2 separate regions of the Mus musculus genome follow, and region 2 is linked to region 1. Evidence: chromatin loops called from intact Hi-C (ENCODE). Cell type or tissue: heart. All regions are shown on one strand. Links, peaks and the distances in the headings refer to the core of each region. The heading gives the core; the rest is flanking DNA.

Evidence for each region. Peaks named below come from ENCODE experiments on the same cell type or tissue, not always from the same donor. Only the 100,000 strongest peaks of a DNase experiment are listed, where the experiment ranks them.
Region 2: a loop joins it to region 1, with 2.3 times the contacts of the local background. A loop is called at or near these places in 1 of 42 quality-filtered maps.

Annotation. Positions count from the first base shown.
Region 1 is chr7:132,850,241-132,854,628 of GRCm38, reverse strand. Eef1akmt2 (EEF1A lysine methyltransferase 2) reads left to right here and starts at 1,982. Exons shown (of 6, transcript NM_028095.1): 1 at 1,982-2,130; 2 at 3,138-3,203; 3 at 3,920-4,034. The coding sequence starts at 2,021. In heart, for the core only: a CTCF peak has its summit at 2,194 (motif pointing left); a DNase peak (open chromatin) is centred at 2,068; H3K4me3 peaks cover 1,601 bases; H3K27ac peaks cover 1,496 bases.
Region 2 is chr7:132,732,893-132,737,280 of GRCm38, reverse strand. The region is part of intron 4 of Fam53b (family with sequence similarity 53, member B); the gene reads left to right. Among named protein-coding and RNA genes, the nearest start is that of Fam53b, 79 kb to the left of the region's middle. In heart, for the core only: a CTCF peak has its summit at 1,945 (motif pointing left); DNase peaks (open chromatin) are centred at 580, 1,020, 1,900, 2,830 and 1 weaker place; H3K27ac peaks cover 2,945 bases.

The DNA.
Region 1 (4,388 bases), core at 128-4,127:
TATGCTTGTTATAATAGAGGCTTCACAAACTGACCTGGGGAAATTCAAGAACTTGCCCACAGTGATGCTTTAAAACATGGCGTGCGGGGCGGGGGGGGGGGGTGTTCTAACTCAAGAAACAACTGCCCAGTGTCCCCTTTCAAAAGCTCACATCAAAGCAAAAGGAAGAGATGGGGGCAGAGAAGGGAGCTTGTTCTAGAAGTGTGTTCTCTGGTCCTGAGTGTTGCATGGTCAGAAAAGGGAAAGCTCTGCCCTATGACCACGGAATGTCAAATGGGAAGTGCTTAAGGATTCTGGGAAGCATGGTTCCAGAGGAGCTACCAGTGGGCACTGTGCACAGAGAAAACAACAAAACAAATCAAAACAGAACCGACGCTGGCAACCTCAAGTTCTACAAGTCTGCCTGTGGCCTCACACAAGTGGTGCTCAGTGGGAGGGGCTGTGTCCCTCCTATAGTTCTGCTTCTCTCTGGTGCTAGGCAGCTTACCCAGTGGAACCTCTCTCCCAGCCAAGAATCCCGTTTCCCTGGGTGATCAGAGGTGGTGCCCCACAGTCCTCAGCACTAAGCAGCCAGAATAATCCTTCCTGGAGCCAGAGAAGAAACTTGGTATAAACCATGTTGGGTCCCCCCACCTCCCCCAGGGCTCCATACCGACAACTGTTTATAGCTTTCATCACACACAGCAAAAACATCTTAACTGTTGGCAAGACATGAGGCTGAAGATGGGCTTATCTTTCATGGATGCTTCTTAATTAAAACCTAAAACTTTTAAAGACCCAGTCTGTCACACTCAGGCTTTCTTTCTGTAGCATCTAGAGTCTAGAAAAGATCAAAACAGCTACTTGCCCAGGGCAGCACTAATTGGCTGTGGTATCCGGTGGTTTTAGTGCTCTGTAATAAGGTTACTTACGCTCTTTCTTGAGTTCTTTAATCACTATGTACATGGATTTCCATCTGCCCTTTACTTTATTCTTTACTGCCAGAAGATCTTGGAACACCATGTATAGGAGCAGACGAACTGCTCAAACTGGGAGGGCAACATGTGTTGCCGTTTGCCTCAAGGGACTTGTTACTGGGCTTCTGTCTTCGAAGTCAACAGAAACGTAGTCCTGGAAACAAGTTCTTGTTGGAAGGCAGCTTGCTAGGGGCCTCTGAGATCCTTGCCTTAGACATTGAACCATGTTTATCTGAGTATTTCATGGCTAGTACAGACAAGATCTGACACCTAAGATCTTTTGCATTGTATTGCAGAACTACTGGCTGTAGTCAGACCATTAGGCATAAGATATCTCAGGTTCAATCAGACTTGAAGAACAAGTATCTTTTTATTTTGAGCAAACTAGAGTGAACAAACTAAAGCATGTAGAGGTTGAGATTTGGACAGGCTCAGATGACTAGCTGGGGACAGAGCAAGAACCTCTGAGGCCCCCTAGTATTTGTACTCATTTTATCATAATTCCATGGCTGGTGGTGGTACCCTGGGTGGCCCAAAGGCATTCAATTCCTTGGCCATTAGCTCTTAAAAGGTCAGCCGGTTTTATCAGTTCATTTTTCATAATTCTAGCCACAAATGAAATTAGTCTTTTGGTCGGGAAGGCAGCAATGCAATGAGGCCGGCCGCCCTATCCACTTTCCAGATAGGTCTTGAAAGAGTGAGATGACAAGCATTTGGGCTGAAGGCTGTGCGTTTCAGACGGTTTTTGTGGTTTCCGGCAGCTTGTTTTCCAAAGTGCAGTATTTTGAACGATGACTTACAGACAGCAGTCCCCAGATTTGGTCACTTTGAGAGCTAGAGAGTAAGGGGTAAATGTAATGTTGGCTGGAAGGCTATCTTGGCTTCTCTAGCCAGCATTGCACACTTAGCGGCCTCTAAGCAGCCTCGGTTCTTTGCTGTGCTTGGCCTCCCAAGGTCTGGTCTGGAGCATTAGAGAGACAGCCTCCTATTGCCTAGAGAGGCCAGGTCCGCGCCTCCCCTCTGCCCAAATCGCGTCTCTATGGCGGCTTCGAGCGCAGAGCGACATGAACGCGGATGCTGAGGGCCACAGCGGTGCTGTGGTCCCCGCGCAATCTCCAGAGGGCAGTTCCGCGGCGGATGACTTCGTCCCGTCCGCGCTGGGGACACGAGAGCAGTGAGTGTGGCGGGGAGGGTGAGCGGGCGTCTGAGGCCCGGAAGGAGATGGCGCCCTCTCCTGAATGGGGCCTGAGGGAGGAGGGCGGAGGCGACCTGTGGTGGCTTAAGGGGCGAGATCGCAAGCACTCCCCAAGCACTTCAAGGGATGCAAGCCCACCCGAGGCCCTTGGGGAGTCCGTGTAGGGGTCTGGAATCTGGCTGAGGGAAAGGGGGGAGAGAGTTGGGCAACATTATACAAAGGCCCGAGAGAGGTCCCCACAGAGCTGTGAGATCCCGGAGCAGGAGGTAGTCGAAATGGAAGATGCTCTAAACTGGGAGCTAGGGAGATAGATGGTAGGGGTTCTGGGGAAAGAAAGATGAATCTCAGAAATTAATGGATAAGCATATAGAGGAGTGCGGGGAGGGGGTTTAGGCATTAAGATGAGAGGGAATTTTAGAGGAGGGAGCAGGGATTTTAGAGATGAAATAGGAAGAGAAAGCGGATGATAATGGGAAGGGTTGCAGTTTTGAGGATTAAGAAAAGATTTAATGGGCGAACTAGAATACAGGGAGAGGCAGAGACTGTTGTAGCACTTAATTTTAAGTTCATTTTATCTTGGCTGCGTTCACTGTGAGCAAACAGTTGACCTACTGATTAGAAAATCCTGGATCTGCATATAGAAGACCAACTTTGGAGTAACAAACTCAGTTTGTGCAGTTCACTTTTGGACTTGCGACTGAGACTTAGAGATCCTTGGACAATTGCCCCTTTTTATTTAAGATAAAATGTGTATAGGAGTGTTCATCCGATGGGTATAAGTACTTGTACGATTCATCCTGCTTATCCATAATTTTTATTCTTTTAACCCAAGGAATTTTTTTAAATGCACTATATGCATTTATTGATAACACTAATAATGTTTAAGGCTGTTGTAAGGAGCCATGAACTTCAATGGAAATATTTGTTTAATTCACAAAAGACAGTTTAATTTGAGATTCTTGCTTCACATTTCATTGTTTATATAGTTGGGATGCTGTTTATGAGAGAGAACTGAGAACATTCCAAGAATATGGGGATACAGGAGAAATCTGGTAAGTTAAGCTGAGGAATTGTTTGTGTGGGTGTGAGAGCATGAACATGTGGACTTAAAACAACAAAGCAGCCTTGAGCTCTTCAGAAGCTCGGGGCTGAATCTGGCTTCTGTGACAGCTTTAAAATCAATTTCTCTCTCTCTCTCTCCTTGTTCTCATTTTTTATTTTTTATTTTTTTTTTTTTTGAGACAAGGTTTTTCTGATAGCCTGGGCTGTCCTGGAACTCACTTGCAGACCAGGCTAGTCCCATACTCAGAGATCCACCTGCCTCTGGCTTTACTGACAGCTTTTAAATGCGTCTTTTCTGTTTTAATGGCCCAGACTTACATTGCTCATAGCGCTAGAAAGTTGCTTTCGTTCCATAGTTGTCATTTTCTTTTTTTTTTAGAAAGTAAGAACCAGCATTTGCTGATGTCCAAAAAGGCAGAGTTATTAGGGCACCATGTTTAAGGATTAATGTTGCTGTAGATAGAATATGTGTGTTTATAGATATAGTATACTTCTATGTTACCTGTGGGTATATACATAAATATGTATAATATCCACATATCCTGGGTGTTCCATTTTTAGAGGTGCAGCATCCTAAGTAACGATAAAGATAAAGTGCTACTGTCATTTTTCAGGACCGGCGTTAAGTGAGCGCTATGGTATAAACAGCTTAACGTGTAGTTGTAACTTTTGCTGTCTCTCTGCTCTTTGTATTCTGTTCTAACAGGTTTGGGGAAGAGAGTATGAACCGACTAATACGGTGGATGCAGAAACACAAGATCCCATTGGATGCCTCAGTGCTTGATATTGGAACTGGAAATGGTGTTTTCCTGGTTGAACTTGTTGGTACTTTTAGTATTCATATGTTTGAGCCAATTTCTTTTTATGTTTTTTTGTTTGTTTGTTTTTTGTTTTAAGATGTATTTATTTATTTTATGTAAGTACACTGTAGCTGTCTTCAGACACTCCAGAAGAGGGCATCAGATCTTGTTAGGGATGGTTGTGAGCCATCACGTGGTTGCTGGGATTTGAACTCAGGACCTTCAGGAGAACAGTCAATGCTCTTAACTGCTGAGCCATCTCTCCAGCCCTTGAGCCAACTTCTAAGATGGATGTTTAAAGAAGTGTTGCAGTTAAGAGATTACCATCTAACTGTGAAACAGAAATCAGTTGGAACACTGACTTTGAGTGTTCAC
Region 2 (4,388 bases), core at 231-4,230, 120 kb after region 1:
ATAAAATATTATGGTTCCATTAGGGAGAAAAGTTATCTGGTAGACAATTATGTCTTCTGTGCCTGCCGCCCATTCATCTTGCTATAACTTTAACTGCTGATGCTATAAATATCTTAGGAGGTTACTGGAGATCTGAGGGCATGGAGAAAGGAGCTAGCCTGGGACTGAGAGAGCAAGGGCTCCTGCCTAACTCTGCCATTCTTTAGCTGCAGGATTCTGAACATATTATTAATCTAGGCCTCAGTTTTCCTATTTACAAAATGGGAATGAGAGTACTTGCCTTCTAGAGGAGTGCATGGCATAGCTCCAGAGACCTACATGCATTTGATAGGCATCAGCTAAAGGAATGAAAGCCATACTTCCCACTGTATCCCAAAGACCAGAGACGGCATCACTCCGAGTTCTAAGGAGATCATGCTCAGCTCACACATAACTGCCAACTAACACATGGGTATTGTTCATGGCAGGCAGGCATCCTGCAGTTGCATGAAGGCCAACTGTGGACTATACCCTGGGGGAAAGTCTGCCGGCTGAAGCAGTTGCTAACTGTTATGGTGTCAGGTGGGTCAGAACGGCGCTCATGCCTGGCCGCGAGCCTCACGGGAATCTCTCCACCCATCCCCATCTTGCTTATTCACATGGGGCGGAGCGGGACCAAGCAGGCACAAGCACAGCCTCCCGTGAGACTGTAGGAAAGTGTTGCTTTTCTTAGGATAGATATGAGGTAGGAAGAAAGTGCAGGAGGGCCCAACTGGAGCCCATCAGCCTCCAGGCTCAAAGAGGTAGGCGTGTCATTTGTCAGTGTATACCTGAGGCCCAGAGAGGTGAGGCTCTTTTCTCAAGATCTCTGTGAGCTAGATGGTGCCTGGGCAGCAACCAGGCCTGCCTTCTTCCTGGCGCTCTCCCAGCTGGTTCTCTGCCACTCTGCAAATCGAGAACACACTCTCATACTCATCTCTCCCCCTGGTTCCATCCTGTCTCCTCTGCCTGAGTGACTTGTCACGGCTTTCCCCTGGCTTCCAGTGACTAGGCACATTCCTCAGGCCCGGGCGGTGCTTTCTCTTCCCAGGCCGGCAACTTCCCACACTTGCTAATCCCACCCAGGCTGTAAGTGGCTGAGGAGCCCTAGCACACAGAGCAAGTGAGCTGGGCCTAGTTCTCGATTGAGTCTTAGGGCCTTTGACACGGTCCCAAACCTCTCTGAACCTGAGTGCCAGTCAACAAAGCAAAGCAGAGATCTCTCAGGCTTGTGGCCACTGCGAGAGTGCAGCCTCAGGCTCTCCTAGTGTCCTTTCAGCAGACCCCTCCTTCCCAGTTCTCCCTATAGTCCTACCAGGATGACTGAGCAGAGGCCATTGTTTCTGTCAATAAGGGAGACCAGCTCTGAGGGAAAGGAGATGGCTGTATGGCAGATCCAGGCCAAGACACAGCAGGTCGAATCTGACTTTCCCTACCTCCGCCCCCCACCCCCCACCCCCCGCCTTTGTCCTCCATGGAAGTCCCAGGCTCATGGGTGCTGGGGACTTGAGTGTGGAGACAGCTACTGCCCATCTGCCTTTATCCATCTTAGAGGCTTGCCTTTGGCTATGCCCCTGCTGTGTTCCCCTGTTCAAGAGTTTCAGACAGATGTTCCTAGAGCTTCTGAGACCGTGTCTTTGTTTCCTCAGCAAGCTGAGGTGTCCCAGTGCGACTCGAAAGGGGGCTCTTAGGTGGAGGGGGTGTGCCATTTTGTCCTGCAGAGGCAAACAGGTTTTCAGCATCCCGGGGAGACCTGAGACTAGAGAACTGTGGGGTGGGGGTGGGGGTGGGGGTGGCCAGGCCTCAGCCTGCTGCTGCCATAGGGCGTGTTCCAAGGGCATTTCCTGTCGATGCTTTCCTCACCCGCACCCACTTCCTCTCCCCTTTTTGTCTCTCCTCTGGGCCCCCTGCTGGCTGCTAGCTGGGCGTGCTGTCTTGATGTTCTAGGCTGGCTCTAGGATTGGCCCTATGTGGTGCTGCCAGCAAAGCTCCTACTGAGTGTCTCTCTAGTGACACCTGGTGATGTTATCTGCTTATTTTAGGCAGCTCTCTCTTTCTCATCCTTCTAGGTAGATGCTGGGATGACCTTAAGATGAACAGGACCCCTGTGGTGACCTTGGCCTTCTCTGCTACTTCCTTCCTCACTATGGTACTGGGGATAGATTCTTCCCTCAGAGCCTCAGCACCACATTCACATTGTGACTTCGTTTCTCTTGGTTGTTAGGAGGACCAAATTGTACCCTGTGGAAGTAGGTCTGCCACCCACACAGAGCCTCTCAGCAGAGAGTCCTGTCCTTCCTTCATCCTGGCCTGGCCATTAAGTGTGGAGCTTCCAGTTGTGCTGGTCAACATCCTTTGCCCTGACTAATTCCTAAAGCAGTGACGTAGTCCTGATCTGGGCCCCCAGTGTCAGGTGCTGGGTCAGCCAAAATGGGCTCTGTGCTTGGTGATGGCCCTCTGTCATTCATGACCCCAGGGCTGATTCCAAGGGTGCCTGAGCACTGGGATCTTGTGAATGGAGCCTCACTTTAGACCCAGAGAGAATGGCATTTGGGTGTCTAACCTCAAGTAATCCAGCCAATCATGCCACAGCCACAGGCTTAACATTCAGAGAGAGAAGGCAGAGATGGGAAGGAGCAGCAGAGAGCAGCTTTGACGTCCATGCTGGACACAGGGCCACCATGCTCAGCGATTATGTCATTGTATACCTTGTAATGTCTTTAGCCACTGGCCTCACAGCCCAGGGCTGGAAGCTCAGAACAACATGGAGACACAAGATGCTGGCACAACCATGCAGAGCCCGCTCAGGGACGGGTGGCTCTCAGAAAGCAGCTCCACTGGCTCGCATGCCTTAGGATTGTCAGCTTCTCTTCCCCTCTTCCTCCAGGCGTCGGAGGAGACACCTGAGGAAGACGGATGAGTGCAGGGTGGAGCCAGAGCAGATATAGCTTTGGTACCATAAAGAAAGCATTCTGTAAGGCACTTGAATACCAACAAAAAAGATACTTGCCCTTCCCAGCCTGATGGGCGATAGAGTAGAGTGACCCCAGCTTTCATGCTAATGGCATTGGGGCCTGTGCTCAGAGCTTTTCTGTTCTGACCGCCTAGATGCTTAGAAGTGTCACAGATGGGGGTCTGTGACAGGTAATGCTGATTTGGAAGCAGTATTGCCTAGATTGAGAACCACTGCTGAGTGAAAGACCTTTGGAGGCAGTGGCCATTGAGGGCCTCCCCGCTCCCTGTTACGGGAAAGCAGATCCTTCTGAGCCAGGCAGTGGCAAAGGAGAGGCACCTGCGTGGTGCCCACTCAGCCCTGAAAACACAGGCTTGCTGCAGAGGTTTCTGTCCCTTGGATGTTTCTGTCCCTCGTGGTGGCCTCACAGTCCCTACTGTTTTCATCTCTGAGTCCAAGGTCCTAAGTCCAAAGTCCCAGGGTCCAAGAAAGATAGTGAGTGGCATTGTCCAGTGGCCTTTCCTCCCACTCCCGTTGGCTCCTGGATAATGCCAGTGTCTCCCCTGAGCCCTTGCAATGAGGTCAGGCAAGCAGGCATTCTTGCCAGACAGCCGCCAGCAGTGTGCGGCCGTGCTTTTCATAAGAAAAGGCACCCTAGCCCCACTGGCAGAGCACAACGCCATCTTGTCCATTAATCAGGACTTCAGGATTCTCAAAGCAATCTGAGCAACTCCCTGGCTGAAGCCCTACTCAATTGCTGTCACCTCTCTGTCTGCAGCACTGGCTGTTATCCACTGCCCCACCCCCACATCAGGAAGACTTCTGGAGAGCAGAGCCACCCCAAAACCTTAGAGCCTGTTTTAGGGGCTAAGACTTTGCAGGTCTCAGCAAGAACGGAGGAAGTGTCAGAATTAATTTTTATTATTGCTTTCATTTTCCATTAATTTTTTTTCCAAATATAAGAAGAATCTGGGTCAGTAAGTTCCTTTGTTCCTTGAGAAAGATGCTGTGAGCACAAATAGGAGATCAGAGCACATGGTGGAGGTGATGATGCCAATGCTTGTCCTGTACCGGAGGCCTCCAAGGAAAGTCCTGAGCTACCCCAGCTGCTTCCTTCCACACTGAAGCCTTAGGCTCGCTCCCCACACAGGCCACAGGTACCCTGGACTACTTACTCAAAGGCTGAACCTGGTCACTGCTTGTAGCTTCCCCTCCCCCAAGCTCCCCCCCTCCCCCCCCCCCCCCCCCCCCCGTGGTAGATGGCCACTGTTGGTATTGTTGCCCATGGGTCTCCTCCTTGTATGTGGTACTCCTGTGGCTCCATTCCATAGCATTCCCCCTCAGGGCGCTAGTGAGTTTACAGTACCCTTTATCTACCTGAAAATGGATAGGTGTTCTGGAAAGCTGGGTCTCGTCT